Regions from separate parts of the Homo sapiens genome. Here region 1 is linked to region 2. A link is a loop called in an ENCODE intact Hi-C map of the cell type or tissue named here. Cell type or tissue: gastrocnemius medialis. All regions are shown on one strand. Links, peaks and the distances in the headings refer to the core of each region. The heading gives the core; the rest is flanking DNA.

The links. A loop is a pair of places that touch in the nucleus more often than their neighbours do. Peaks named below come from ENCODE experiments on the same cell type or tissue, not always from the same donor. Only the 100,000 strongest peaks of a DNase experiment are listed, where the experiment ranks them.
Region 1: it touches region 2 in a loop (1.9-fold over the local background); 7 of 110 quality-filtered maps call a loop at or near these places.

What each region holds. Positions count from the first base shown.
Region 1 is chr3:51,621,786-51,629,785 of GRCh38, forward strand. RAD54L2 (RAD54 like 2) reads left to right here. Exons shown (of 23, transcript NM_015106.4): 4 at 5,768-5,969; 5 at 7,549-7,688. Among named protein-coding and RNA genes, the nearest start is that of TEX264, 45 kb to the right of the region's middle. In gastrocnemius medialis, for the core only: no CTCF peak of the experiment used is centred there; no DNase peak of the experiment used is centred there; H3K27ac peaks cover 1,283 bases.
Region 2 is chr3:51,529,982-51,545,972 of GRCh38, forward strand. RAD54L2 (RAD54 like 2) reads left to right here and starts at 8,738. Exons shown (of 23, transcript NM_015106.4): 1 at 8,738-8,934; 2 at 11,608-11,669. It overlaps LOC105377085 (a long non-coding RNA gene), which reads left to right. Exons shown (of 3, transcript XR_940835.3): 2 at 5,805-6,006; 3 at 6,178-6,688. RefSeq lists enhancers at 8,512-8,806, 9,625-9,714, 14,196-14,837 and a silencer at 8,695-9,094. In gastrocnemius medialis, for the core only: no CTCF peak of the experiment used is centred there; a DNase peak (open chromatin) is centred at 8,680; H3K4me3 peaks cover 2,995 bases; H3K27ac peaks cover 2,328 bases.

The sequences.
Region 1 (8,000 bases), core at 1-8,000, 87 kb after region 2:
GAGGACCCAGCAAAACACTAAGTTGAAGTGTGCCAACCCAGCCTCAAGTGTAGTCGGTATGTTGTAGGCCAAGTTGCAGTATTGGTGGAAGTAGTCATTTAGCAGTAGATATCCTCTCTTGGGGAGTCTGCTGCCCAGCCAACTGTTTGGGATGAGGAATTTGATGGCCTCCCCTTTTAGGAGGGAAGAATTCAGGGCTGTGAAGTAGGAAGAAGTTGACAGCAGTATTATGTGAAAATGCTGTGGAAGTGTTAGGTCTTTGGAGGGGTAGAGGGCCAGAAAGAATGATAGTTCTTTTAAAGGAAAACAGGGAATTGCTGAACTTGCTCAAATCTGATGTTTCAGGTGGAAATTGGAGAGCACTGTTTGAAGAGGTTAGTGAATTTGAGAGGGTAGCTAGTCACACTTGGAGCTCTACTTTGAAACTTCTCTTTTAGTTCTCATGTCTGGCTGGGCACATAAGCAATGGCCCTTTGTTTCCTCAGCAGGTAGAACATGTCCATGAACCAAGGCTCACACACGCAGTACATTCCTAGTGCTGCTTGCCACCCTAGCCTCTGCTTTCTTTGGGAGGCTTTTTGTAATAGGCCTATTACAGACCGGTGGTAATGGAGAAAGGAGTGTGACATTTTAACCTCTTGTTTATGTTAATGGTATTGCAGTGTCCCATCATGAGCATTTCTTGTCTGATGCCTTTCTTGACCATTTCTCCTTTGCTTTTTGAAAAGCAAAAGCTGTCTACCCGAAACCGTCTCTCAGTTGAGGGCCAAGGAAGTTGCTGCCAGTGCTGCTGCAGGGGAGTGAATCATCCTGGGCATCCACATGCGAGACCCACCCATCTGTCCACTTTTACAGTAATCACATTAGTCTCCCATGTCCACCCAAACACCAGGGCAGTGGAAAGTAGAATGCCAGGAAGGAGAGGGTTGGGAGTAGTCTTACCCAGGACAGGGGTTGACTTCTGTACCAGCATCCAGAGAAGGATCTTGGATCCTCACCTAAGTCTCCCTTGGATGAGGAGCTCCAGGAAGGGGACAGGAAAGTGGTTGTTGGGTTGGAAGGTCCTTCTTGTTGCTGCTTTACTTCCTTCATTTTAGCTGGTGCCTACCCATTCTGTTATTTCAAACCCAGGTCTCGCTCTTCCCAAGGAAGCGCCCCAATGCCCAGCCAGTAAGGCTGGATTTGGTGTTTTTTCCTCAAGTGTTACTGCTCTTGGGCACTTTCCATATAGCATATGTGTTTCCCCATGTGGTCTATTCCACTGTGCCTTGGCACAGGGCCTGGAACCTAGCAGATGTTCATATGTGTGTTGGGCTAAATTGAAAGCAGGGAGCAGGAGAGGCAACAGTGGCTGGTTTGTAGTAGTCTCACGTGGAGAGGTTTAACATGAAAGTGTAGTCTACAATTTCATCGAGGCAGTATGTGTGTGTAAGAAACATTCATTTTGTGACAACAAGATGCAGTTTGCACATGTCATTTCTGCTTCCCCCTTTGCTTTCTTATTTCTGATCTTTGATTGGGAAATATAATTGAGATTTGAATTCTCTACACAAATGTCATCACTCAGCATGTCTGACCAAGGCCCCCAAGCTTTGCATGCTCCCAGACCATTCAATGTAGTTGGGAGTATGGAATTCCACGGAGTTAGGCAGATAAGGGTTTGAAGAATAGTATCTTCCACAAGATAACCATTGACATCCCTATTTTGCAGATGTGGGAACTGTGGCTCAGAGAAGTTGCATCCATAAACATAGAGCTACAGGATTTAAAGCCAGTACTGCCTAAATGCAAAGCTCATACTTTTAACTGCCTGCTCCTGTTTTTCTGCTTATTTCTTATATACCCATGGGCAAATATTTATAACTTCTCAGGGCTTCAATGTCTCATATTTAGAATTAGGGGAGCAAAGGCTGGGTATGGGGGCTCATGCCTGTAATCCCAGCACTTTGGGAGGCTGAGGCGGGTGGATCACGAGGTCAGGAGATCGAGACCATCCTGGCTAACACGGTGAAACCCCATCTCTACTAAAAATACAAAAAAAATTAGCCGGGCATGGTGGTGGGCACCTGTAGTCCCAGCTACTTGGGAGGTGGAGGCAGGAGAATGGTGTGAATCTGGGAGGTGGAGCTTACAGTGATCCGAGATTGCGCCACACTGCAGTCCAGCCTGGGTGACACAGCGAGACTCCGTCTCACAAAAAAAAAAAAAAAAAAAAAGAATTTAGGGGAGCAAAAATTCTCATATTTAGAATTAGGGGAGCAAAAGTCTCGTAGAGTTATTATAAGGGAGAAAGGAGGTAATGTAAAAAACAATCCATACCTCATACCTGGAATAGTAGTAGTCATAGTAAAAGCAGCAGCTGTTTTTTGTTTGTTTGTTTGTTTTTTAAATATAGTGTTTACTATGTGGCAGACATTGTTTTAGTTCTTTCTTTCTGGTGTGTGTGGTTTTTTTTTTTTTTTTTTTAGACAGGGTCTTGCTCTGTTGCCCGGGCTGGAGTACAGTGAGTGGCGTGGTCATGGCTCACTGCAGCCTCCACCTCCCAAGCTTAAGCAATCCTCCTGCCTTAGCCTCTTGAGTAGCTGGGACTACAAGCACAAGTGCATGACACCATGCTCATTTTAATTTAATTTAGTTTATTTTCTTTCTTTTTTTTGAGAGATGGGGTTTTGCTATGTTGCCCAGGCTGGTCTCAAACTCCTGGGCTCAAGCAATTCCCTGACCATGGCCTCCCAGAGTGCTGGGATTACAGGCGTGAGCCACACTTGGCCTGTTTTAGTTCTTAATTTAGGCTATCTTATAAAATCATCACCACAACCCTTAGAGGTTACTACAATTGTTCTCCTCCAGTCCGTTTTTAAACATGAACAGAAAGATATAATAACGGGCATAGCTGGAGTTCACACTCCATCAGTCTGGCTCCAGTGTCCTTACTGAACCCCTATGCCATGTTAACTTGTGGCAAACATTAGTTTTGAACTTCATGCTGTTCTAGAATCTGGCATCAACATGAAAGGGACCATAAGGAAACTGGAGTAGTAATATGACAAGGAGGAGGCCATACCAAGCTATGGAAGGTGAGCAGTAACATGGATACTCACAATTCCCTGATTCAGCCAGTGAGTGGTAAGACAGCCCATATGTTATTTCTTAGTGGTGGCTGAGTGCATAGGATGATGACCCATGGTACATCATTCTTTTGGCCTAGGGAACATCAGCTTACAGGTTCATTCATCAAGACTTAATGACAGCCCCACCTCTCTTTACCAAAGGCTCTCAGGTTGAATGTTTCTTACCCCAAAGACACTTGACTACATACTCATAGAAAAAAAGTTGAATAAATAAATGGGAGGCCGGGCACAGTGGCTCACTCCTGTAATCCCAGCACTTTGGGAGGCTGAAGTGGGTGGATCACTTGAGGTCGGGAGTTCGAGACCACCCTGACCAACGTGGAGAAACCCCATCTCTACTAAAAATACAAAATTAGCTGGGCGTGGTGGCACGTGCCTGTAATCCCAGCTACTCGGGAGGCTGAGGCAGGAGAATCGCTTGAACCCGGGAGGCGGAGGTTGAGGTGAGCTGAGATCGTGTCATTGTATTCCAGCCTGGGCAACAAGAGTGAAACTCCATCTCAACCAATCAATCAATAAATAGGACAATTCTTCCCTACAGAAAAATTCCAAATAATAAATGTAGAAGGAAAGAGGAAAATAGAAAACCACCATTAACATACCACAGTAATAATTGGCTCTAGGTAAGACCCACCGATGAACATTAAAATTAGTGGGTGAGGCTTGGTGCAGTGGCTCATGCCTATACTCCAAGCACATTGGGAATGTGAGGCAGAAGGATCACTTGAGGCCAGGAGTTTGAAACCAGCCTGGCCAACATATCGAGACCTTGTCTCTACAAAAAAGAAAAAAAAAATTAGCTGGGTGTGATGGCATGCACCTGTAGTCCCAGCTACCTGAGAGGCTGAGGCTGGGAGATCGTTTGAGTCCAGGAGTTTGAGGCTACAGTGAGGTATGATTGTGCCACTGTACTGCAGCCTGGGCATCAGAGCAAGACCCTATCTCTTACAAAAAAAAAATAGTGTTAAAGGTCATGAGAGACCAGAATAGACTGAGAAGCTGCCATAGTTTAGAGGAGACTAAGGTGACATGACAGCTAAATGCAACATAGTATCCTGGATGGGGTCCTGTAACAGAAAAAAGGATATTAATGGAAAACTGGTGAAATCCCAATAAAGTCTATAGTTAAAAGCAAACAATAAGCCACCAGCCCTCCAACCCCGCCGACCCCACCAAAAAAAAACAACCAAAAAAACCCCACAAAGTTCCTGGGTCCTTCCTGCCTGAGATCCAAATGGCATTGTCTAGAGCACCTCAGTTCTGGCATTTATATTCTAGTTCTGAATTCTTGTTACCTTTGGGAAAGACCTTTTGGTTGTGTAGTGCCTGTGTCTGGGAGGCTCTGATGAATTTGGGGACAGGCTTGTGGTCTATGTGACTCTCAAAGCCTGCCTACCCAGTGAACAGAATGCTACTCAGCAGGCTGAGGACAGGGGTATGCACATGGATCCGCCTACTCCAACCCCAGTCCTTGCTGGTATTGGATGTTACAAATGACATCCCCTGGACCCCCAACGATCTTTTTTTTTTTTTTTTTTTTTTTTTTAAGAGGGAGTCTCATTATGTCGCCCAGGCTGGAGTGCAATGGTGTGATCTTGGCTCACTGCAACCTCCGCCTCCTGGGTTCAATTGATGCTCCTGCCTTAGCCTCCCGAGTAGCTGGGATTACAGGCGCCCGCCACCATGCCTGGCTAATTTTTGTATTTTTAGTAGAGACTGGGTTTTGCCGTGTTTGCCAGGCTGGTCTCGAACTCCTGACCTCAGGTGATCCTCCCGCCTCAGCCTATCAAAGAGTTGGGATTACAGGCATGAGCCACCGCGCCCAGCCCCCAACTATCTTTTAAGGCATTACCTTTAGACATTCTGCTTATCTTTCAAGGCCTGACTCACATTTTACCTCCCATATAGTTCCTTCATGATCATTACATGTATTAGTATCTTTCAAATTCCTGTGATGTCTTCAACCTTAAAGTTCTTTATATCTGTTGATCTGCCCTTCCTGTGATATATAGCACACCTTGCCATGTTGAGTCTGTGTTTGTACATGCCCTGTCTCCCTAAGCAGAACACAAACTTCTTGAAGGGAAGGAGTCTTACAAAACCTTCTAAACTTCATGAGGGGAAGGAATCTTACAAATATCCCTTGAAGCGTCTAGGATATTGCTTGCCATAAGCCCTCATGAAATGATTGGCAAGTTTGAGTGAGTGAATGCTTTAAGACAGATGAGAGGTGAATGGACTTGCTTAGAGTCATACCACTGGGTATGAGCTATATTTGGAGCCTAGCTGCTCAGTTTGTCCCTTTCTGAGCATTCTGAGGCCATGAAACTTACTAACTCTGATCATAGCACTAAACTACAGTAATAGTGATGGCTATCATTTGTTGTGGGCTTACTCTGGGCCAGGCTTGGTTCTAGGCATGCACGCTATGCAGTCCTCACAATAGCTCTGAGGTATGGGCCTCACTATCCTCATTTTGTAGATACATCCACTGATGTTCAGAGAGATATAAAGAATTTGCCTTAGATTACCAGCTAATAAGTTGCTGAGTTGAGATTTGAACCCAGGTGTGTCTGTCATCCAGACTCATTCCCCCTCACCCCTATAAAGCAATGTCTTTCCCCTTGTTTTTTCAGACCCATCCCTGGAAGGCATGTGTGGCACTGAGCATGCCCAGTTGGGAGAAGATGGGCAGCAGCCGCCGCGGTGCACTTCAACTACCTCATCTCAGTCTGAGCCTTCAGAGCAGCTTAGGCGCCACCAAGGCAAGAACCTAGCCTCCGAGGACCCCAAAAAGAAGAGAGCTCAGAAGCCCTCCCACATGAGAAGAAACATACGGTGAGCTGTGCTCTGTGTAAGAGGAGAGGGAAAGGAATAGAGATTTTACCTTCATCTTAAGGCTGTCAATAGCAAAAAGACTGATTTGGGAAGGACAGTTCTCTCTCCAAAGGAGAAAAGTGTCAGGTGTGTGTCTTCATTAATAGTGAAGGTGCAGCTCAGGATCACTGGACTTGGGCATTCAGAGGACTGTAGGGAGAATGAGAAAGGCCTTGACCACTGCTGGAGGGTCTTCTACTCTCTGGAGGCCCCAGGTGGCAGCCCGAAGATGATAGGGTGCTCTGAGCTGGACTTTCCGGTTTTTCCTCTATTTTTCCTTTTGTCTCAAAACAAGAGGAGACTTTATAAAGTTGAGTTCTCATCTTCTTAGACGTCAACTTCAAATGGTAGAGGACTGTCTGACCCAAAGCAAGACTCCTTCTAAGAGCAAAAATGTGAACTTCTTTAACTATCCAAATCCCCAACAGTTCTTCCTTCCATCAAATAACAATGCGTGCCATTGAAAAGAAATGAATGATATCTTTTTCTCCTCCTGCCTCCACTTAAAAAAAAAAATAACGACAACTTGAAATATTACTCTGAGTTTGAAAATAATATAGAATCCCTGTAACCCTAGTTTCTTTTCTTTTCTTAATTTATTTATTTATTTTTTTTGAGATAAAGTCTCTCTCTGTTGCCCAGGCTGGAGTGCAGTGGCGTGATCTTGGCTCACTGTACCCCCACCTCCCGTGTTCTAGCGGTTCTTGTGCTTCAACCTCCTGAGTAGCTGGAACCATAGGTGCCCGCCACCACACCTGGCTAATTTTTGTATTTGTAGTAGAGACAGGGTTTTGCCACGTTGGCTGAACTGGTCTTGAACTCCTGGCTTCAAGTGAACTGCCCACCTTCGCCTCCCAAAGTGCTGGGATTTCAGGCATGAGCCACTGTGCCCGGCCAATCCTAATTTCTTTTCTACATGACAACACTATTTTTTTTTCTTGAGATGAAGCCTCACTCTGTCACCCAGGCTGGAGTACAGTGGTGCAGTCTTGGCTCATTGCAACCTCTGCCTCCCAGGTTCAAGCGATTCTCCTGCCTCAGCCTCCTGAGTAGCTGGGACTACAGGTGTGCACCACCACACCTGGCTAATTTTTGTATTTTTAGTAGAGACGGGGTTTTGCCGTGTTAGCCAGACTGGTCTCGAACTCCTGACCTCAGGTGATCCACCTGCCTCAGCCTCCCAAAGTGCTGGGATTACAGGCGTGAACCACCACACCTGGCCAACAACACTATTTTTAATACTGCTTTTCAGCTTTGTGAATCAAATATTACTCTAGTTTATTCTTGATCTGTTATGTGGAGAGATGAGTTGGCAGGTCGGGGAGTTAAATAATATAGAAAGTATTAGCCTAGAGCCATCTGAGTTTGATATCCTGTTTTTTGAATGCTGCTCCTTGCATGGGTATGGTGGGGCTGATGTGGCTTCTCCTTCTCCCGCCTCGACTCTGAGATCATCAATGGCTATTTCTCTCTTTAGCTTGCCATTACATTGCCCAAATCTTAATTGAACCCAAGTGCTGTCTCTTATGTGAATGTTTAGAAAGCTACTCCGGGAGGATCAATTGGAGCCTGTTACCAAAGCAGCACAGCAAGAAGAGTTGGAAAGAAGGAAGCGCCTGGAGCAGCAGAGGAAAGATTATGCAGCCCCTATTCCTACTGTTCCGCTGGAGTTCCTCCCTGGTAAGCAGTGGACATGGCAGGGAAGGCCCTTTGCTTCAGGAGGAAGAAGCCCTAGGTGCACACAGTGGTCAAAAGCAGATCTGGAATAAGACTGTGGCCTCTCGGCTGGGCGCGGTGGCTCACGCCTGTAATCCCAGCATTATGGGAGGCTGAGGCAGATGGATTGCCTGAGTTCAGGAGTTCGAGACCAGTCTGGCCAACATGGTGAAACCCCGTCTCTACTAAAAATACAAAAAAAAATTAGCCGGGCGTGGTGGCGTGAGCCTGTAATCCCAGCTACTAGGAGGCTGAGGCAGGGGGAATAGCTTGAAC
Region 2 (15,991 bases), core at 4,973-12,972:
TTACTAGTTTGCTGAGTATTTTTATCATGAAAGCTGACCCTGCCACCAAAACTTTGGCTCTAAAGTGACTTGAGAGTGGCTACTGACTGAGCTGTTGGGAATCACTAGGGATGGTACATCCTGGCCTTCCCAGACAAACCCTCAAGTCCAGCTAGGACTACCTCTCTCTTGTCTTTCCTACATCCATGCCTTTTGTCATGCTATTCTTCAATCCGAGTCCTCCTCACCCTTAAAAGGACTTCTTCAGCAAGTCTTCTTCCTTTCACTACACTCCCACCTTGTGCATTCGCGAAGTCAGTAGTCAGGTTTAATTGTGCCTAGGAAGCAAGTACCTTGCCAGTGATAAGGTAGCCATGAGTAAGCTTGGGTTCCACATACCCAAAAGAATCCATCAGGGGCAATCCATTGTAGGCTGGTGTTCGTAGGATTGTTCCATAGTGCACTTAGGCGGGAGTATGTGGCATAAGGGTTAGTGGTATTTGTACAGTTCCAGGCTCTTTTTGATGGAACACAATTGAGATAGCTTAAGTTAGAGGGAGACCAGGCTCTGTGCGGTAACCTTGGCCACCACTTGGCTGTGGAGGTGTTGACTGTTAGGGTTTGGTGACAAGTGCTTTCACCTATGGTGCAACGGGTTTTACTAGTCCACTTGTGGGATATGCACACCATCCCTCTTACTGGGTTGGTAAGTGTTCAGGACTGCGGGCATTCCTGAGGAGTGAAAGTGAGGCTGTAGTTTTGGGATATTAGTAAGTAAGGGGGAATGTCTATGACATACCACGGCCACTGTTCACTCATACGGGCTCCCCTGCATACCCAGCAATTGGACACATTCATGGTAAGTGCGATGCGTTCTCCTAGATCTACAAACAGGTTTTTTTCCTGGCTTGGGAAGGGATACATCTCCTGGTAGTTTTTTATAAAGGGGTGGAAATACTATGGGTGGTTTTGGGGGGTAGCTGTCGGCTTTAGCTTTTGCTTTGGCTATAATCTGTTCTCTCTTTATGTCCTCTAGCACTTGAGTGTTTACTCCGCGTTGTCCAGTTTTGGTGAAACAAAGCCACTGCTTCCCTTTGCGGCATATAGCCCCATTATGGCATAATGGCATATAGCCCCATTACGACTGCCAGATACTCCTAGATGCTTTACTTTATAATAACTTTTCCCTGATTCAACACATTCTTTGACTAAGACTCCATAACAGGATCTTTCTATATGGGTATGGTAAGTAAAGGACTGTTGGATTTTTCCTCCATAGTAGAAAGACTGATAACACTCATGGCAGCTTGGAGGGCTGCTGTGGACAGCAGGGCGTCTACTGACAGCATTAAGACTGTGATGAGGGATATTTCCGTATTAAGACTTTTGGTTGGGGCCAGGCACAGTGGCTCATACCTGTAATCTCACCACTTTGGGAGGCCGAGGTGGGTGGATCATGAGGTCAGGAGTTCCAGACCAGGCTGGCCTACATGGTGAAACTCCATCTCTACTAAAGATACAAAAAATTAGCCTGGAGTGGTGGCACACATCTGTAATCCCAGCTACTCGGGAGGCTGAGGAAGGAGAATTGCTTGAACCTGGGAGGCGGAGGTTGCAGTGAGCCGAGTTAGCATCACTGCATTCCAGCCTGGGCAACAGGGCGAGACTCCATCTCAAAAAAAAAAAAAAAAAAAGAAGACTTGTGGTTGGAAGTGAGGCACAGCAAGCGGTTGGGTAGATACAGGCCATTTCTGGAAGCAGGTAATTAGTCTTCTCCATGTTTACACTTTCTAGGGGGTTTTTGGTTTTAAGAAAGTTTTTTGGTTAATTTAAGCTTGGTAGGAGAAATTGTGCTTGACGACCACTTAGCTGCTAATGTTTTGGAGGAAGACGTAGCCTTGGGGATGAGCTTGACCCTGGTGCGATGGATCCAGTTGGGGAATCTTTGGACTCTCACTGCAGCTGGTGTGCTGAGTATCACAGTGTAGGGGCCTGTCCACTTTGGTCGTAGCTTTTTGTGAAGGTCAGGTTGGCAGATGAACACGTCTGTTCCTGCAAGACAGTTATGTTGAGAGGACAAGGAGGTGTCGACAGGGAGAGGCATTGCCTCATTTGCTGCTTCATGGATGAAAGACCGTGTCTGGATTACGGAGGGGAGGTAATTCCTGAGTGGCTCAGAGTCTGGTGAGGATGGAGGCCCTAAGACAAAAGTTCGGCCATACATGATTTCGAAAGGACTATAAAAAGAGGGTGCTTTTGGTGTTGCGGTCTCATGATGGCAAAAGGGAGATTTCTTGTCCACGACAGATGGGTTTCTAGAGCTAGCTTGGTGAGTTGGGCTTTAAGGACAGAGTTGACTTTTTCAACTTTGCCTTGGCCAGGCATGGTGGCTCACGCCTATAATCCCAGCACTTTGGGAGGCCGAGGCGGGCGGATCATGAGATTAAGAGATTGAGACCATCCTGGCCAACATGGTGAAACCCTGTCTCTACTAAAAAAATACAAAAATTAGCTGGGCATGGTGGCGGGTGCCTGTAGTCCCAGCTACTCAGGAGGCTGAGGCAGGAGAATCGGTTGAACCTGGGAGGCGGAGATTGCAGTGAGCCAAGATCACACCACTGCACTCCAGCCTAGGTGACAGAGCAAGACTCCATCTCCAAAAATAAAAATAAAATAAAATAAAACTTTGCCTGAAGATTGAGCCCTGTAGGGTGTGTGGAGAACTCACTTTATTCCTCAGGATGTGGAGAACCCACTTTATTCCTCAGGATGTGGAGACACCTTAGATAAGGTGATGAAGGAGGGCCTGTTTTTGGACTAGATGGATGTTGGGAGTCCAAAACGGGGAATTATAGGCATGATGAGCGTTTGTGTGATGATATTTGCACCCTCTGAAGTTGTTGGGAATGCTTCTACCCACCCAGAGAAAGTACAAAGACTAGAAGATAGCGGAGCCATTTATCGGGCAGCATGTGAGTGAAATCTACTTGCCAATCTTGCCCGGGTATCTGGCCCTGGGCTTGGTGGGTAGGAAAAGGCAGTGGCTGGAGGGAACCTGGGTGTGACACTGAGTGGCAGATAGAGCAGGACTGGGTAATCTCTCAGACATGGCTGGAAAGGTGAGCACAAGTGAGAATAGGGCGGAGAAGTTGTAAGAGAGGTTTGTAACCGACATGAAAAGAGTTGTGGAGACTTTGGAGGATAGGAATTGTTTGAGAGTGAGGAAGAACGAAGTGCCCTTCCTTGACATACCGTGGTCCTTGCTTTTGGAGGTTCTGGGCCTGGAAGTCCTCCTTTTCTTCTGAGGAGGAAAGAGGAGAGAACAAGGACAGGGACAGAAACTGGCCTTGCATGGGTTATAGGGCTACTTGTTTGGCTACCTGATCTGCTAAAGCATTTCCGGCCGATATAGAATTGTCTGGGATTTGGTGGCCCCTGCAATGAATGATGGCAACTTTCTGTGGGAGACTGGCAGCTTGAAGGAGCTTGCTGATGAGAGAGCCATTTATGACACGAGTGTTTTTTGCAGTTAGGAAACCTCGTTCTTTCCAGATAGACGAGTGTGAGTGTACTTCATGGAACGCATAACGAGAATCCAAATATATGTTAATTTGTTGTCTGGCTGCTAGAGTGAGAGCTTGAGTGACAGCAATGAGTTCAGCTTTTTGGGAGGTGGTGCCTAGGAGGAGCGGAAAACCCCTGCCCCAGGTTTCGGCACCAGATGAAAGTTCTTGTATCGGTTCAAACCCCGAGAGCACGCCAATGGACAACACGAGGCGGTGTGGAGCAACACACTGTTTTAATGAGCGCCTGGGTGCAGGCGGGCTGAGGCCTAAAATGGCATCAGCCCCAAGTGAGGATGGGGCAGGGGTTTTATAGTCTCCTGTAAACAGGAAGTGTCCCAGTCTGACGTAACTGCTACGTGGTACCTGGGTGGCCTTTTTCTCGATCTTCAGAGTTACGTGTCTTCCGGCCAGGGGAGGTGTCTTCCGGCCTGGGTAGGTGTCTTCCGGCCGGCTCTCTTCCTGCTTCTGCTATCTTGCTGACGCACACTGCTAGCGCAAGTGGCCTTTTGCCTTGGGACTGGGCCTGAGAAGGGAGGAGTTACTCATCCCTTCAAGCTTTCAGGCCCTGGGGAGAATCTTTCACAGGGCAGTTATCTGGGGCTTCTCACTACACCTACACACCATGTTGCCCCCAAGTTCTGGTCCCTCTGCCTAGAATTCTTCTTCCCTGAGACTTTACATGGTTCTCGTTAGCATTCTTGGCATTCAGGATTCAGCTCACAGGACACCTCATTGGGTTGGTCTTACCCAATGCCTTCCCTCTTCCAACAGCCTCTCTCCCATACTGGTCTCTGTTTCGTGTTTTCAGAACTTATTAGAATTTGCAATTATTTTGTACTGTCTTTCTCACCTGTTTAGAAGGTAAGCTACTTGAGGGCAGAGACCTGTTCCCTCCTGTTTAGTGCTGTGTTCCCCAGGGCATATCAGCATCTGAAATACAACTGGGGAACAATAAACATCTGTTCATTTGAATGAACATCCATATAGGATAGGTTTCTATTAGTCACATTCTACAGACCACACTCTTCTAGGCTCAACTCTGAACATACTTCCTCATTCATGTTGGGGATGGTTATAAGCATGGGCTCTGGACCTAGATGATCTGCACTCAAACCCCATCGCTCTTCTGACTTCTCAGCTTATTTTTCCACCTTTGAAGTGGAATGTTGATGTGAGGATTAAATGAGTTAATAACTGTAAAATGCTTATGGTCATGCCTGTCATGTCTTACTAGTATTCCCCAGCATTGGGTACAGTGCCTGGTACATCTTTTATTTATTTATTTATTTATTTATTTATTTTTGAGACGGAGTCTCGCACTGTCACCCAGGCTGGAGTGCAATGGCGTCATCTCGGCTCACTGCAAGTTCTGCCTCCTGGGTTCACGCCATTCTCCTGCCTCAGCCTCCTGAGTAGCTGGGACTACAGGCGCCCGCCACCACGCCTGGCTAATTCTTGTATTTTTAGTAGAGACGGGATTTCACCATGTTAGCCAGGATGGTCTTGATCTCCTGACCTCATGATCCGCCCGCCTTGGCCTCCCAAAGTGCTGGGATTACAGGCATGAGCCACCGTGCCTGGCCAGTGCCTGGTACATATTGGTACCCAGTAAATAGTTGCTGAATGGGGAATTTTATGGCGTAGCAATTATGCTAGGCCGTCATTAGATACTGGGGTCGATTTTTAAAAAATCTCCTAGGACATTATAATCTGGGTGATGAGTGGTATACAAGCAGAAAAGGTAAAAATATCCCAAGAATGGGATGACTGTTGAAGAAAGCAATACAACCCTTTGTCACCTTGGAATCTGGTTCAGAGTGATCATGGCTTTGGCATTCAGAAGTGAGGGGGGGCCATTAAGTGTGGCTGGTGGGTGCAGGATTGATCTAACTCTCACGGAATAAGCAGGAGGTGAAACAGATAAAATGAAGAGGGTGGCTTGAACCTGGGAGGTGGAGGATGCAGTGAGCCGAGATCACGACACTGCACTCCAGCCTGGGTGACAGAGCAAGACTCCATCTCAAAAAAAAAAAAAAAAAAAAAAATGAAGAGAGTGTTTTTCCATGTGTGTTTTCATGGTGATGAAGAAAACCTTGTTCTGGTTTCTGATTAACCAACAAGTCCCTGGTGAATTTTGCCTAATCCCAGAAGGGCAGTCCCAGATCTTTTAAACTCACTTAAAGGTATAGCCAACAATAGGCAGGTGTATGCATAAATCACTCTAGGGACTTCCCCTAATAGAACCAAATCTTTCTACAGGTGAATTTTGGGGTACCATGAATCTCAGAGGTTGTTGTGCGGGCATGACATCATCCAAGTAGTCAGGGAATTTCTAGAAGGGTGGGGAAACAGATGTTACAGAAGGACAATGCCATCCTGGGAGGAGGGAATGGAAGAGGCTTCCATCACCAGGGGAGCTAGCTCTGGCCTTTGTGGCTCCTACTTTAGTGACATGAGAAAGGTAAGTGTCTATGTTTTGGTGGTTGTGCCTTAAGTCTTTTAATTGGGGGCCAGGGGATGGGGGTGGGGGGATTAACAATAGGAGTGTGTGTGTGTGTGTGTGTGTGTGTGTGTGTGTGCGTTTAAATATATCTGGCCAACCTGACTGGTTTCTTTCTCCTCTCTTTGGTAGTCTCTGGGGCTTTCATGTGAACCTGTTTCAACTCCTGAGGCCAAATATGCTCTATGTGTCACCCGGAGAGTCCCAGCTAAGAGGCCAAATGAGTAAAATGCAAGACATGAAGCTGGGAGGGGTCGGAATGCTGATCTGACCTCAGGCTGCTGGAGAGAAGTTAACTAGCTTTTTAAAATTTTTATTTATTTTTTTAAGAGATAGTGTCTTGCTATATTGCCCAAGCTGAACTTGACTTCCTGGGCTCAAGTGAGCCTCCTGCCTCAGCCTTCTGAGAAGCTGGGACTACAGAAATGTGCCACTGCACTTGGCTGGAACCAGCTTTTGAGGCATTCTTTGCCTCTGAAGAACCTAGGATGAAGTTCCTCTTACCTGAGGAAGCGGAGAAGCTTCCAGAGGCTTTGACTGTGCTGCTTTCTAACCCATGAGCCTGCTGTTTCCAGAAGGAACACTCTATTAGTCTGTTCTCACACTGCTATAAATAAATGCCTGGCACTGGATAATTTATAAAGAAGAGGTTTAATTGGCTCATGGCTGTACAGAAAGCATGATGCTGGCATCTGCTGGGCTTCAGGGGAGGACTCAGAAAACTTACATTCATGGTGGAAGGCGAAGGGGGAGCGAGCACCTCACAAGGCTGGAGTAGGAGGAAAAGAGAAGTGGGGGGAGGTGCCATACACTTTTTTTTTTTAAGACAGCCTCACTGTTGCCCAGGCTGGAGTGCAGTGGCACAATCTCAGCTCACTGCAATCTCCACCTCCTGGGTTCAAGTGATTCTCCTGCCTCAGCCTCCCGAGTAGCTGGGATTGCAGACACACACCATCATGCCTGGCTAATTTTTGCATTTTTAGTAGAGACAGGGTTTTGCCATTTTGGCCAGGCTAGTCTCAAACTCCTAACCTCAGGTGATCCACTTGCCTCGGCCTCCCAAAGTGCTGGGATTATAGGTATGAGCCACCGCGCCTAGCCGACACCATACACTTTTAAACAACCAGATCTTGTGAGAACTCACAAGAAGAGAACCAAAGGGACAGTGCTAAGCCATTCATGAAGGATCTACCCCCATGATCCCATTACTTCCCACCAGACCCCACCTCCAACATTGGGGATTACAATTCAACATGAGATTTGGGTGGGGACACAGATCCATATTAGATAGCAAAGTGCCTTTTGACAGGCAGAACCCTTTCATTACCTCCAGAAAATAATATAAATGAAAAATCAGGCATATATGTGTCTCAGAAGCCAAGGGGGTATGTAAAAATGGGAAATTTGAGAACACCTGAAAATTAGGATTTTTTTTGGAACACCTTCTGCAGATCTAAATTCCCATCAAGAGTTAGCTCCAAAAATAACCGCATCTGGTATCTTAGAGGTGTGAAGGCCTAGAAGAAAAGGAAAGTGGGGACGAGAAAGGAATTGCTATCCTCTTGATTTTATGAGTAAAATACAAAGCCTTCAAAGAAAGATGCACTTTTGTAATTTAAAACATCACTTTGTCGGCCAGAGGTGGTGGCTCACGCCTGGTGGCCCAGCACTTTGGGAGGCAGAGGTGGGCAGGATCACCTGAGGTCAGGAGTTCGAGACCCGCCTGCCCAATATGGCGAAACCCTGTCTCTACTAAAAATGCAAAAAATTAGCGGGGCGTGGTGGCGGGCGCCTGTAATCCCAGCTACTCGGGAGGCTGAGGCGGGAGAATAGCTTGAACCCAGGAGGCGGAGGTTGCAGTGAGCCAAGATCCCGCCACTGCACTCCAGCCTGGGCGACAAGAGCGAAACTCCTTCTCAAAAAAAAAAAAATCATTTTGTCAACATTCACTTATTGGGAAGAGGAGAAGAGAACCTGAGGCTATAGTGGAGAGAGCCGTTACAGTCCCATCAGTAACTGGAGCCCACATGGCCACATGGCAGTAATTCCCAACTTGAGGAAGGAGAACCTGCACCCTTAACCTCCACCTGAGTGTCAGCAATCAAGAAAGCCCCCTTTTGCCTCTGCTTCTCTTCCAGGGAATTCTGAAGACAGCTTCACTTAACAGGAAACAGGATGGTAGGTGGGGACCGAGGGTGAAAAAAGAAGAGTTACATGATGCGCATAATTTCAAGGGCCCTTGAGGGCTGAGCACAACCTATGTTGGAGGCAACAGTAGCAGCAGCATTGGCAGGATCAGTAACGATCGTACCCCGGTGTAGAGCTCCCTATCTCTGAGCTAGGTATTCGCATCACCTCATTCAATCCTAACAAGCCGCCTAGATTATTCCCAATGAGAAATGAGGAGAAACTGAGGCTCAATTGAGATGCTAAATGGCTGGCGAGTGCAAAACCATTCCGTTGGACCCACCCCTAGAACCATTCTCAGGCAGCTTCTGGCTTGGGATTTCTGTGCGGCATTCATTCCAGAAACGGTCCCATCCAGGCAGGAATCGCCGTACACCCGGCGCAGGGGAACGGCCTTCAGTCGGCTCTCAGCGGAACTTTCCTCTCCGCGGCGCGTGTTCCCGTCCGTGCGGTCGGGCGCGCGGGCCGGGAGGGGGACGCTTTCTGGCGCGGACCGTGAGCGGAGGCTGGCGAGCGCCGCCGCCGGTGGAGACCGACGCTTGGCCAGAGCCAGCCCGCGGCGCCCGGGCCTGGCCGGCTGCTTCCCGCCTCAGCCGCCGCCCCCGCCTCCGCCGCCGCAGACTTTGCCTAGGCGGGCGAAGCTGAACGTGAGGTCCCTCGGCCCTGCGCGGTCCGGCGCGGCCCGGAGCCGCGGCGCAGGAGGTGAGACGCCGGTGCCGGTTCCTCGCTCCCGGCCGGGGCCGCCGGGTCCCGCAACAATGGGGACCGACTGGAGACGCGGCCTGGGCCCCTGCCATGCAGTGGCTCGGGGCAGCTAGATGGACCCAGCGGCCCGGGCCTTCGGGGCACGGGGTCCCCCACCCGGGAAACTCCAGTGGCCGGAGGCTTGGCGGGGGTCTTGGGCCTCGACCCGGGGCCTCAGTGGCTTGATATTTGAGGATTTCGTAGCCGGGGAAGGGAGTCGTAGGGACACGGAGACTTAACTGTTGCCCCTCTGCGCTTTTGGCTCTGGATGCTGGCGCCCCGGAGGATGACCAGAGCGCGGTGTGGGGTTGGGAAAGTATTTGGAATTTTAGGGGCTTCTGTGTGTCTAATCCCTAAGGCGCATCTGGATGCGTCTCCCCGACCCCCTCTCCTGAGGTCTGGGAATTTGGCAGACTGGGGTCGGGCTGGGGCAGAAGAGGCATTGAGAGTTTAGCTTCCCTGAGGTAACTGGTGATTAGTTCCTGGAAAGGCAGGAGCTCAGCTGGGCACAAGAGAGTTAAGCAGAGAGCTGGATCCTCCGGGGCCCTGATGCACCCTGACGAGGAGTGGTTTTCAGGCAAGGAACTTATCACAGGAGTGAGTAGTGGCACACGGTGAGTAGTGCTAGCTGTCTTGTCGTTAGGGTGAGGCCGGTGGGAGTTGTGGTTTGGGGAGTGTAGAGGAGGGTTGATAGGCTACTGAGATTGGAGAATCAGCTTTATGTGGGTCATGGTGGTGGCAGCCTGGGAGATGAACAAGGAAACTTTGCAGAGTGGGCTTCCTGATGGAGAGTGACCTCTTACTGCGTGGGAGTGGGTGACTCAGATCTGTTAGGATTCCTGTTGCTTGCTAGGGATTGTGGCTGACTATATTGGTGGCTGAACATTGAGGTGGATGCAACTGGAAGGGTTATGTGGGGCTGGATGAGTTTGTTCCCACGTAGAGGACAGTGTGGACCTTTCTTACTCCAAGTCAGAGTGGTGACTGTCATTGACAACATTTTAAGTAAGGAATTTCTTTGTGGTATTTGGATCCAAAGCTTTTCTCTGTTCATTTTTTTCTTTCCTCCGTTGTTTTTGAATTGTGACTCATACTTTCTTTTCAGCACTGTGGCTATTTGAAATGATAGACAAACTTAGACTTCATCATACATGTAAGTTCCAGGCGTTTTCAGTCCAATTCTTATAAATCTAAATTTAAAAGCTTCTTTTCACTAATTTGTGTACCATTGTTTAATGTGTGCAACACTAAAGAAGGATAAGAAAACTCTAACATTTATGTTGTTAAATGGTCTTTCCATCCTTAAATCCATGAAATTTCATCTTCTCTTACTGCCATGAAGTGAGTTCGTTGAATCTATTAAATCTTAGTGACTCTCATTTCAGCATCCTTGTTTACTCTCACAGGACATTGTCTTCACTAGAAGTATTATCCATCTTCAATGAATTTGGCCTGTACACTGTCTCCCTGTGACAATCTATATCATTGAAAGACAGTACGCAAACTCCAACTCTGAGGCCTGCAGCTGTGGGCCGGAGCTCTGTATGTATTATTCAGGCAAAAGTTGGTGTGTTGTCTGTAGGTGAGGTTTAAAGGGAACCCTACATGAACAAAAACAGTATCAGAATCATTGTACCTTCTGAGTTTAGAGTGGTAGGAAATATAGCCTAACTGGAGTCTAGTATAAACTTTCAAGTGCAATGTTAGGTAATTCTGTTTGTAGTTGTACTGATAGTTCTCATTATTGTAAACATTATCTTTTTCCTTAAGCTTTAAATAATTATTTTTCTTCAATGGTATTCTTTCTTTCTTGGCTGGGTGTGGTGGCTAACGCCTGTAATCCCAACACTTTGGGAGGTCGAGGCGGGCATATCACATGAGGTCAGGAGATTGAGCCTGCATGGCGAAACCCTGTCTCTACTAAAACTACAAAAATTAGCCGGTGGGGTGGCATGTGCCTGTAGTCCCAGCTACTCTGGAGGCAGAGGGACAAGAATCACTTGAATCTGGGAGGCAGAGGTTACAATGAGCCGAGATCGTGCCACTGCACTCCAGCCTCAGCGACAAAGCGAGACTCTGACTCAAAAAAAAAAAAAAAAAAAAAAAGTAGTATTCTTTCTCTTTCTCCATTCATTCTTTCATAAACGAACATTTATTGCATTTTGCCAGGCACTGCTTTGGGCACCTCAAAAATGCTGATGATATTTTTTAACATTTTGTTAGTGGTAGTTCCTGGTTTAGAGGTGGTTATAGGTCTATGAAGAAAGAAGTGATTCAGGTATATCAAGCTTTTAATCAGTAAAGACATTGAATAAAGTTTTTATAATGTATTAATTTTGACTGGTGACAGTTAATTATCTTAACATCTCCATGGAAAAAGTTTAGCTATCACTGTGAGTTCATGCTGGTATGGGATTATTTTTGCACTATTTTATACACCTGTTAATTTTAAGTACTCCTGTAGACAAACCACAGGTAAAACATTTTGTTTTGGTGTATGTCTCAACGAGCAGTGATTTACAAATACTATATGTGTTCAGATTCCCCAGGAAGCCATCACACTCCTTCCCACTGTGGTTTTGGGAGCATGAAGGCGTTGCTTATCCCCTATGTCTGGTTCACTGTATGTAGGCTGGGAGTGTCTGCTGATCACTTGGAGTGCTGTCCCTTGGAACAGGAGGAGTAAGATTGAGGTAAGGCTCAGTCTGTTTGAAAGTCATTTGCTTCTTAATTTTTACTGCATAAAATATAATGTAAATCTGAATGTTTTTTGCTTTGTTACTCTTCATTCTGATCTATTAAAATGAAATTCTGCCTTTTGCTGTCTATCTCTCTGTGTATATATCTTGGGCAAAAATAAATGAAGAAATGTAAAATCAAGGTATTTAAATAATAAATGAATTCTTCAAAATAGCTCTCATTTTCCATCTGGACTATTCACTTGATCAAAGAAAATAAAAACTTGTTTATTTGTTGCCTTAAAGGCAAGGTGATTGCTTAAATAAATGTTTTTGGCCACCTCTTAGTTAAATGGATCAACTTCAGAAACTCTTGGAAATAAGGCTTAGAGTTTTCTATTTCTTTAGAAAAAGTCTGAGAGAAGAAATGTCTGGTACAATGGGAAGAGCTTGGTTTTTGGAGTCTTCCCACTTTTTCTTGCTCAATTTTTGACCCTTGATAAGCTGTTAACCTCTCTGAGCTTTGGTTTGGTTTTGTTTTTCCATCTGTAAAATGGGCCTAATACAGCCTTCTTTGCAGATTGCATCGAGGACTGGAGATGAGGGCCTCAAGCTTTGAGGGTGGTCAGTGCTGGTTGTCAGTAGTAGTTAATGTGTATTATTATATAGGACCTCTAATCTCAGTAGTATTAATAGTAGGAATGTGGCTGGGTACTGTGGTGCTGTGCAGGATTCAAGTTTCCTTGTCTGGTGAGGAAGGCAGCTGTCTGCACCTGTTGGCACTCTGGACAGGTGAGGAAATTTTGAGGTTGTCTTTTTTTTTTTTTTGAGACGGAGTCTTGCTCTGTTGCCCAGTCTGGAGTGCAGTGGTGCGATCTCGGCTCACTGCAAGCTCCACCTCCCAGGTTCACGCCATTCTCCCGCCTCAGCCTCCCTGGGATTACAGGCCTCCCGAGTAGCTGGGACTACAGGCGCCTGCCACCACACCCGGCTAATTTTTTGTATTTTTAGTAGAGATGGGGTTTCATCGTGTTAGCCAGGATGGTCTCGATCTACTGACCTCGTGATCCGCCCGTCTTGGCCTCCCAAAGTGCTGGGGTTACAGGTGTGAGCCACCGCGCCTGGCCAAGGTTGTCTTTATTCAGTGCCGGTAGGCAGGAGTCCACACTATAAAGTCCAAGGTCATTCCTGGCAGTAGAAGGTTTTTTCCTGACAGTTTGTATGGGGAAGCCAGGAGGTAACTGTTTGGCATGTTCTTGTTTGGAAACAGCGGGCTCTCCCATTGATAGAACACTAAAGTATACCAGGCAGCATTGTGTTCTATATGGCCCCTGATCAGGACATTTCTCTGGCATTCTTCTGCTGGCACCAGAGACCTGGCTTTGGTGTTTTTGCCAGGAATTCTCCAGATGCAGGAGAGATTTGTCATTTTCTTTAATTGGGGCTACTTTGGTAAAATCTAGCACTCTGTTCAGGCATGTTTTTGATGAACAGACTTAGTTATAGAACTTTCAGTTTTATTTTTTCCCAATAAGACAGGAAAAAAAAAAAGTCCCACTAATATTCAAGAGAAAAATAAGTAGAGGCCAGAAGTGACTTGAAATAACTGGTCTCTAATTTCTTGCAGTCTTGCTGTAGTCAAATGCCCCCTCCATTCTGCTGGTCTTTAATTCCAGATAAGAGTAAGTAATGGCCAGGCGCGGTGGCTCACGCCTGTAATGCCAGCACTTTGGCAGGCCAAGGCGGGCGGATCACCTGAGGTTGGGAGTTCGAGACCAGCCTGACCAACATGGAGAAACCCTGTCTCTACTAAAAATACAAAATTAGCCAGGCATAGTGGCGCATGCCTGTAATCCCAGCTACTCGGGAGGCTGAGGTAGGAGAATTGCTTGAACCTAGGAGGCGGAGGTTGCGGTGAGCAGAGGTTGTGCTAGTGCACTCCAGCCTAGGCAACAAGAGCGAAACTCCATCTCAAAAAAAAAAAAAAAAAAAGAGTAAATAATACACCTCTGGTCTCTAACATCTAGACCCTGGCCTGTCTCTGCTTCAGCATCTCATAAGGACCTTTATGACCTGGCCCCTTCTTTATCTTCCTTTCTAGTTTTTCCTCTGCCACATTTACTCTGGCACGTGAGGCTCAGTTATAGTGAACTCCTTGAAGGTCCCAGCATTCTTAGCTATTCCTTCTGTGATATTTTGCTCTCTATTCTACAGCTTGGCCGACTCTAAGGCTTGAACCAGGAGTTCGGGCACCACCTTCTCTTAATAAAAGCCTTCCTTGATTGCCTCCAGGTTAAGCAGAATGCCTCTCTTCTGTATGACATTGGAGTCTGTGCAAGCTTTTATAATCATACTGTCCTGCTAAGTTTTGGTATTTTTAAAAAAAATTATTTATATATTTTTTCCTCAAATTCCTTTTTACCATGTTTTGGTGTTTTTTTTGTGTTTCCCATACCTAGTTTATTACCTACTTCAAGGCAGGAGCTTGTCTTGTTTATATCCCAGCACCTGACCATTTCTGGCACAGTGTAGCTACTTGGCAAATGTTTGTTGAGTGAACAAATGAATAACCTTTGCTTATGAAATAACAGGAAATCATTCACTGTGGAACTAGTGGTGTGATGAGAGTTCTGACTTCATGGCTGCCTCTGATCCTGGCTGAAGCAGTATCTCTGCTTTTGTTTTTCCAGGTTGCTAAAGGCAACACTTTGTTGTGAGAATGTGTTGCTTATTCATTTGTTCATAATTTTGAGGCTGGAGGGCTATTACTTGCTTTTTTGGGTCTTGCAAACATTTCATTTGGGAGTAAATGTGACAGTTCTTCATTGGTATTGTCTGATCTTCTGCAGGCCATTTACTGCTCTGAGTGCTTTGTCTTCATATGTAAAGAAGTGATTAGTTGGTTTGGGCCACAGGGTATCTAGACAACTAACTACTGATAAGCCACCACCTGCTGGGAATGGGTAATGACTTGATTGATTGATTGGAGATGGAGTCTTGCTCTGTCACCCAGGCTGGAGTGCAATGGCACGATCTTGGCTCACTGCCTCAACCTCAACCTCCTCGGTTCAAGCTATTCTCCTGCCTCAGCCTCACAAGTAACTGGGACTATAGGTGCGCCACCATGCCTGGCTAATTTTTGTATTTTTAGTACAAAATTTCTCCATGTTGGCCAGGCTGGTCTTGAACTTCTGACCTCAAGTGATCTGCCCATCTTGGCCTCCCAAAATGCTGGGATTATAGGCATGAACCACTGCGCCTGGCCTGGGAATGGGTAATGGATTTAACACTAGGATATTGTGAATTTTGCTGCCTGGTTGGCCTTTTGGAGACCCATCTGAGCTCAGTGTCACCATATACAGGAAATAACGATTATTTGAGCAAACTTTATTCAGGAGTTAGAATTCAGTGACTATAAAATTATCTGTATCCGTTTTCTGCTCAGTCTAATACTGTACTAATTCTGAAGTGTCTGGAGCTGTATGTTCTGAGTTATTTACCTAGAAGTTACAGAATTGTGCCAATTTATTTAGTTACCCTCCTGGATCTTTTTTGTTGTTGTTGTTTTGTTTTTGAGACGGAGTCTTGCTCTGTCGCCCAGGCTGGAGTGCAGTGGTGTGATCTCAGCTCACTGCAACCTCTGCCTCCCGGGTTCAAGTGATTCTCCTGCCTCAGCCTCCTGAGCAGCTGGGATTACAGGCGCGTGCCACCACGCCTGGCTAGTTTTTGTATTTTTAGTAGAGTCAGGGTTTTACCATGTTGGTCAGTCTGATCTTGAACTCGTGACCTTGTGATCCACCTGCCTCTGCTTCCCAAAGTGCTGGGATTACAGGCGTGAGCCATGATGCCTGGCCACCCTCCTGGATCTTGGTAGTAAAATAACTTGAGTATACTACCTAAATTACTTTGAATTAGTTTTTTTAAGATTTTTTTTAAATTTTTAATTTTTTTTTGTTTTGAGACAGAGTCTCTCTCTGTCACCCATGCTAGAGTAAGTACAGTGGCATGATCATAGCTCACTGTAGCCTTGACCTCTCAGGCTCGAGCAATCCTTTCACCTCAGCTTCTTGAGTAGCTGGGAGTACAGGCATGCATGACCTTGCCTGGCTAATTTTTATATTTTTTGTAGAGGCAGGGGTCCCACTATGTTGCGCAGGCTGGTCTCAAACTCTTGGGCTCAAGTGATCCTTCTGCGTTGGCCTCCCAATCAAATTAGTTTTTATGGGTGATTAGACTGCATAGAAATCCCTACTGAAGGCTGGGTGTTAGGAAGGTTATCAAAGCCTACATCAATTCTTTTTTTTTTTTTTTTTTTTTTTTGGAGATGGCGTCTCACT